Linked DNA regions of Homo sapiens: regions 2 and 3 are each linked to region 1. A link is a loop called in an ENCODE intact Hi-C map of the cell type or tissue named here. Cell type or tissue: B cell. All regions are shown on one strand.

Evidence for each region. Hi-C counts contacts between places; a loop is a spot of excess contacts. Peaks named below come from ENCODE experiments on the same cell type or tissue, not always from the same donor. Only the 100,000 strongest peaks of a DNase experiment are listed, where the experiment ranks them.
Region 2: a loop joins it to region 1, with 8 times the contacts of the local background. A loop is called at or near these places in 8 of 110 quality-filtered maps.
Region 3: it touches region 1 in a loop (26-fold over the local background); 110 of 110 quality-filtered maps call a loop at or near these places.

Annotation. Positions count from the first base shown.
Region 1 is chr1:107,781,007-107,783,506 of GRCh38, forward strand. The region is part of intron 2 of VAV3 (vav guanine nucleotide exchange factor 3); the gene reads right to left. Among named protein-coding and RNA genes, the nearest start is that of MIR7852, 110 kb to the right of the region's middle. In B cell, CTCF peaks have their summits at 1,398 (motif pointing right) and 1,601; a DNase peak (open chromatin) is centred at 1,395; H3K27ac peaks cover 1,204 bases.
Region 2 is chr1:107,934,339-107,936,838 of GRCh38, forward strand. The region is part of intron 1 of VAV3 (vav guanine nucleotide exchange factor 3); the gene reads right to left. Among named protein-coding and RNA genes, the nearest start is that of VAV3-AS1, 29 kb to the right of the region's middle. RefSeq lists an enhancer at 1,938-2,474. In B cell, no CTCF peak of the experiment used is centred here; DNase peaks (open chromatin) are centred at 1,343 and 2,283; H3K4me3 peaks cover 1,358 bases; H3K27ac peaks cover 2,081 bases.
Region 3 is chr1:108,124,463-108,126,962 of GRCh38, forward strand. No RefSeq gene overlaps it. Among named protein-coding and RNA genes, the nearest start is that of LINC02785, 61 kb to the left of the region's middle. RefSeq lists a silencer at 1,268-1,407. In B cell, CTCF peaks have their summits at 1,261 (motif pointing left) and 1,460; a DNase peak (open chromatin) is centred at 1,249.

The DNA.
Region 1 (2,500 bases):
CTCCAGTACTCTGTAGAAGGTTCATGAGAGTACCAGCCACACATACACTTATATCTCACCCACTTCAGGAACTGGTACCATATATATATATGGTTGTAGTTAGAAACTCCTGGCTTTGGAGTAAGAATACCTGGAGCCCTGACTCACAAGTTTTCAGCTATGCTCACCTTTACTAGCCTCTGTAAAATGCAGATAATAGCTAACTGCTTCATGGAGTTACTAAAAGAATTAAATGAGATCATGCCTATCATATGCTTAACTCAGTAAATGTGAATTTTTATTATCATGTAAAATAAAGTTATTATACAAAGATAACATTTAATTGAATTACATATAGATGACGACAATGTATTACATTCTTGAAAACTGCAAAAAGGTTACATTTTAAGCGTTCTCACCACAATAAAATAAAAAAGATGTGATGCAATACATATGTTAATTAGCTCCAGTTAACCATTCCACAATGTATACATATTTCAAACCAACATGTTGCACAGATCAATACATATAATTTTTATTTGTTAATTTTTAAAAAATTAAGAAAATTTGTTACATAAACAAAAGAGAAGGGAGCAAAACTCTTTAGGATAGTTCTAAAGGGTTAGAAAGAAGCAAAGGACATGGTGACTAGATGAGCTAATTTACTGACCCCAAAATTGTATATTCTAACCGTAGCCCCCTGCTGTGAGACTAGAAAAAGAAAAGAAAATACAATTGAAACCCTTCATGCAATTTCTTCCTGGTCAACTATGTCGAACATCTAATGTCAAAACATATACAACCAATCAGATAAAACTTGATATTGATTAATTCCCCATAATAAAGATAAAACATTGTCAGTGAGTTTGTAAACTCAGAAGATCAAGAATGAACAAATACTAATAAATTTATCAAAAATAACTAATTCAAAATAAAAATAGTCACTTGCTAAAATACCAAAATTATTCACTATTAAGCGAAAAGTCTAACTTTGGGGAGGTTCTGGAATAATCAGTACAGTATCCAGACCCTTGAATTAACTACATTGCTTTACTTTAGCATGCATCTTATCCTAATATATCACTGTTAGAAAGCTATGGGGTGAAATCTGCCTCTGATTCTACTTTACACTGTGGTCCCAGCATATATCACTACTTAATAACAAGAAAAATAGCAATAGCAGTACTACGGTTATGTCTTTTATTATTGCTATTCTATTATGTATTTTATATAGCAATGCATTTTACTCCTTGAGGATATTTTCTATAATAACTATGATGTATCTACAAAATCAGAATGCATTTTCTATTCCTTTTCCCCCACCAAAAACCAGAAAAATGACAACCCCTCCCCTACACACCGCCTCTTTCAGAAAACTATAGCTTGATTTTTTTCATGAGTGTCCACCAGAGGGAGCCAGATGATAGTCTATTAGTTTAGTCCTGAATTGAATGTGTTTTATAAGGACAAACATTTCTGAAAATCAACAAGCTGAGACCAACTCCTATTTTCTGCTTAACAGGAGTTATTTATTACTATTCACTAACAGAAAAATAACAAATATACAAATGCAGCAAATGAGGAGGAATGGAAAGACAGCATGCAGTGTATCCCAAAGTGAGTGAGAACTGGCACTCAGTTTTGTGTCTATGCTATTGTACACTGAGTCCATCCGTTAACTCTAAGTTTAGCCAAAGCAAATAAAGACTGTTTAGTCAATGCGGTGTTTTTAGAACAATGTGTATTCTATAAAGGCGAAGCGTATCCGGATTTGGAATAGACAAGTATACAAACTAATGCCAGATTCTTAAATCCTCTTTGTGGGGATTCTGACCTGCCACTGGAAACATCCATTCAAGAATTTTTACAAAAGAAAACATCTCCAAGGACACTAAGAAGACTGTTTTCCTGCAATATATTAATTTCTAACTTGTTACCACAAAATAATAGGAAATTCTGAGATACATTAACTCCCAGAAACAGACATAGCTAGTAACAATACCTGCAGGTCAATAGGCCAACAATCAACTAGAGTAAATCCATGTCATGAATTTTCTTTCTTTCCCTTTGTCTATCCTTTGGTGAGTAAGAAGAGTGGCATCTGTAAAGAAATGAAAATCATCCTGGATAGCATAAATAAGAGCTACTTTGTGAGGCAGGTGGGAAAGGTAGACAAAGGGTTCTGCAAATCTGCTTTAGAAGGGTGGCTTATATTCCAGAAGCTAGGAAGGACCATTGAGAAAGTGTGGAAAGGACAATCACAGGGTCAAAACTGCCTTTTTAAAGCAAAGTGAAGGGCAGACTGGGGTAGAGGACATAGGGAACAGAGAAGGGGCCAGGAGACCAACTGAGGGGGCTGTCTCAACCACCCAAGTGAGAGGTGAGGCACTGGAACCAAGATGGCTGCAGTAGACAGGAAAGTAGTGGAAATGGGAGGAGTGTTCAGGAATAGTAGCTGATGCTCTGTGAGGGCTAAGGGAAGAAGAACCCAGGATGACCTGGGCTAGCTGTTAAGGCTCTG
Region 2 (2,500 bases), 150 kb after region 1:
CTGAGACTTGTGATCTGGACCAAAACCCTTAGAACAGAGCAGAAGATATATTTTGCCACTCTTTTTCTTCCTGTGAAAACAGAAACAGAACAAAACAGGCTATGTGTATGTGTGTGTGCATCCTTCATATGTGGAATTGTTTTTTAAGCCATTTAACTAAGATGAGTATTAGCAACAATTACTTAAGAATTCCTAAATATTTCAGACAAAGATGTGTCTCCAGGAGGAACGGCTCCTATGAAAAGTATAGTTCTAACCAAAAAAGTATAGTTCTAACAAACACAGGTAGCTCTGTTAAAAACTGTACCCTTCTTACACATCAAAAGTCTCGAAAAGGAAACTCTTAGTTCCAAAAATAAGTTATGATGAAAACTTAACCACTGAAATTTTAATTATATGCTGTATTTAGCATTTTCAAATATCACATTCAGAAAATTTCAGACTGAACACACACTCTGGGGAATTTTGTGAATCACTGTGTTGTTATTAAGAGAAAAGCACATGCTAAACAAAATATAGCGGCACAGCGAGGCAAATGAGAGGAGACGTGCTACAAGAAACAAATTCTTGCACGACCAGGCTATCTGCAGCTTTGAGGAGAAGAGTTGGTAGTACATGAACCCATCACACACTAGTAACAATAGCCTCTAATTTCCCTCTATCACTTTTCTTCATAAAATATATTCACCTCCCACAGATTACGCGAACTGATGGGGCAAGTTTCCGGTTGGCAAACATTCATATCAGCCAATTTGCCAATGAGAACAATTGGCAGTGTTCTACTTTCAACATAAATTCCTAAGGTCTTCTCCATTTGGGGGCAATTACAGCTGTAAGATTACAGTTTCCTACAGTTCTCCAAAGCAAAGCAGTTGCTTCTAATTATTCCTTCATTTTAAAGCAATTAAGCCAAATGTTATTTGATTTCATTCAAGTGAATAAATATTGAGTTCTTCCTAAGATAAACCTCTAGAAAGCCAGAGTTTACACTGCCAGTCAGCAAATAAAATTCACAGTGATAAGGTATATCAAAGAAGTAAATATATAATTCTCCAGGAAGAAAGGAGCAGCAGCACCTACTGCACAGAGACCACAGGGTCTACTCTCTCCTACAGTGTTACGAGCACTGAAATGTTCAGTGGTTGGAGAAAATGAAAAGCCAGGTCTGACAAATACACAAATTTGGTCCTCAGTCCCTAAAATTAGAAATAAGTTTCCCCATCAGAATGAGGATGAACATTTCATTCACTCACTTACTCATTGCAGTTACAGAAATGAGTAAGAAACCATCCGTGACCTGAATAAGTTCACAGCAAGGTAGGCAGAGGCAAAGGGACAATAGGGTGCAGTGGTGTGCACCATGACAAAGGGGAAGTGCTAGGGAGGCACACAGGAGAGGCACCAAAAACAGACAGGCCAACCAAGGCCATTACCTATGCTGTATTTTGCAGAGAAATAGGAGTTAACCAGCAAAGGGAAAGGTGTTCCTATTACAATGACAAGGAGATGAAAGAAACCATGGTATATCAGGTGATGGTCTAATGGAAGGGAGATAAGGCTCTGAACTACACCGATGACAGAGGCACACAGACATCAAAGAGGTGAAAATACCCCATCAGTTGAAGAATTTTGCTTTTCAGTGTGTGAGAGATGAGGACACATTTATGCCCCTTTTGGAAACTTTACTGAAATTTTATGATTTGGGGAGAAAAGTAAACGTAGGACATTATTACAGTTCCTAGATTTGATGAACTAATAATTTTTAAAATGTGAATTGAGAAGGGAGAGGAGGGGCTCAAAAATATGAATTGATAGATAAAACATCCTGAAAATACACCCACAATTTTTTTTAGTACTTGGAAAATAAATCTGAAAATAATTTGAATAATCAACAATGACTTAATGCAACATGTAACACTTTTGAATAGTGGAAAACCTCTTACAAATTTGAGGAAAGTGCATTTAGCCAATGAAAAATTCTATATTTAATATATAAATTAGTTGTGCATAGTGTTAGAATTACAATATAACTAGATTAGAACCAAAAAGGTAAATCAGATTCTGGGTCTGATTTTTAGATTATAAACAAGAAATCTAAAATCAAACACTAACAGATTTGTCTTACCGAGTTTTTAAAGATATGACAATCTAGAGAAACAACAGTGACAGTAGACAAAAATTACTGCTGCCCTTTTATTAGCCTTAGTCGGCAACTTCTGTTTTTAATTGTTTTCATTCATTTGCTTAATTGAAACCAAAGCTGGCCAAGTGACTCAAGAATGAGTCACAGCTCCCCTCCTGGAGTAGCCACAAGCCTGACTGTGGCATACTGCATGCACTAAGCCTGAATTTCAAGTTGGAGAAGAATGCATGACAAAATGCCAAGGGCTGCTGACATTGCCAAAGAAGTTGTCAGGACCATAAGGATGTCCTGAGAGTAGAATTCCCTGCACTTCCTTTCCTGGTTGGAATTTATGCACTTATGCCTCATCGCAAACCA
Region 3 (2,500 bases), 340 kb after region 1:
TTTTCTTTTCAAGCACAGTAATTTTTTCTGTGAATTTTGGGGAAACTGAGCTGAGAAGCTCACCTCTGTTTTTGGCAATGTTGAAGGAGTTTAACAGATTAATGAGGCCAGTTTTATCACCTTAATTTTCTTTTTAAATTTTCTAGCACTTTTCCTCCAGAGGCATTCATGGGGGGTCATCACGTCACAGTTTTTTCATGATACGTTAACAAGCAGGGGAGAAAGAGACAATTGGTAAGTAAAGAACGATATCTAAAAGCAACTCACAGAGTCGGGGGTGAAAGGACAGGGGAGAGGAGAGGCATCAAAGGGCCTGCAGCGAGGGGCGCCTCTTCTCAGTTCCTACCGCCGGGAGAGAGCTGGGAGAATAGACAGCTGGCTCATCATGAAGGGTCACCCACATCACCGCAGCAGAACCCAGCTTTTCCCTTCCACGTCCTGATTCCTACTTTTCTCAGCTCAAAATTTCTATTTCCACCTGTTTACTAGAATTGAAGGAAATTCCTGATTAACCTAAAAAACACAGTTTGGGTTGCCTGATTTTCCTATTAACTTCTTCCTCTGATGTGTATTGTTCCAGAGAGACAGCATGCAAACTGTGTTCATCTGAAACCCAAAGTTTATTTATTTTAAAACGTGTCAGCCAGTGTGTCACACAAATCAATAAAAATAACTCTTGTAAAAAAAGAAATCCCTAAAAGGGAATGGAGTCAGAAATTTTGTGGTGCGTTTTATTACTTGTTTATTTTTGCTCTCATTTTACCACTCTTGTATTTCAAGCTTGAATTATGATTATACTTCTGAAATAATTTTAAGCAAACAAAAATATTCATCACACTATGAAAACAAATATCCAAAAATATGCTCTATGGTCACAATTTTTGTATCTGAACATTTACCTACGACTCTGTATATGAACAGTGATACTTGTTTTTCAATCATTTCTTATTTGACTTGTAAAACAGAATTTTTCTATTTTTGGAAAATATCTTAAAAATTAAGAACAAGCCCTTCTCCTCAGTGCTACACATAAAGGACCTTATTTGTCACCTTCTGTCCTGGAATGACAGGACAGGTCGACCCTAATTTCACTCCTCTAAACAAGGTAATGATGGCTTGTGCAGGAAATCTAAATCTGGCCTCAGAGGCAGCCCAGTGATTTTCCAGGTCAAGGGAAAGGGAGAAAGCAAAGATCTGAAGCTCTGTCCTCCTCTCCTGGGTATCTGCCGTCCACAGAGCTGGGGGAAGTCTGCCATCTAGTGGAAAGTAGAGGGCACTGACAGTTACTTGCAATAGTGGTTTCCCAGGACCGCTTGAGCATCAAGCGTTTCTGATCCGGGGGCATAGCTTCCATCAGGGACAGGGTGGACTAGCAGAAGAATATTCAACAACAACAAGTAACATTCAAACCCAATACACAAATGTTTCTTTATATATATAAACTACACATAGTGCCCTATACAAAGTGCTTCTTCATAAAGTAGTGCCAGGTGAAGTGCTAAGTGTTTTAGTTAATAAATCTCATCTCATTTCTACAGTGATTATCAATGTATTCTGCATGATTTTTCCTATACAATGGCAAAAACACAGGGTGGGAAGTATACTTAATCCCTAACACAGTGATTACCATTATACTTTTAAAATTGCTGTACAGAGAATATTTTCCATCGGTTCAGATCCATACAATAATCGATTTCAGTTTATGCTTGTCTTTTGACAACAATTGACATATTCAGGTAACAACATTAAGGGGGCTGGGGGACAGACCAAGTTACTCAGATATATTTGTGCTCTCTCCTTTTGATTTCATTTGATTTCATTTGTTACACTGTTCCAATTTGCTTTAAGTGATTGTTTTTAATTATATTAAAGTAGCACATGCCATGCATATATTTAAAAGCATGGTCTCCTCTTCCGCCCCTTCCCACCTCTAGTCTTGGTCCCTAGAGGTAATGACCTGCAGTTCTGTTAGTTGCTTCTTTTCGTATTTTCCTCCATAATCTCTAAATAAAACGCTCTGCTTCTATTTCCTTGTCTGTCTGTGGTGGATTGACTGCCTTAGTTTGGGTTCTTTCAGAGGCAGATCCTGAAATGGATGATTCAAGGACAGGATGGGAAAGTAAGATGAGGAGAAGGCCATCAGTAAAGGGCAAATCATCACACCAGCTGCCACCATAGGCACCTGCACCAGACCCAGTGTAGAAATGGGAGCCAGTGCGAAACAGAGCTCACGACCACTGGTTTAGAGCTGCTCCTGTCACATGGGCAGCAAGTAAGCTCCAGCACCAAGAGCAACACCAAAGCAGATGCTGGCAATTGCACACAGAGCTGCCTTGTGCAGCCGTGGTCAGGGCCAGGTGTGTGGGCAGGGAACTGCCAGTGTCTGCTACAGCCATCTCACCTGTCGGGTACCCAGGTAAGCAAGAGCCTTGCACACCCCCACCTTCCTCATCCTTCCCTTTTCACCCCACCTCCTCTCTCCTACTGCTCAGCTTCTGAT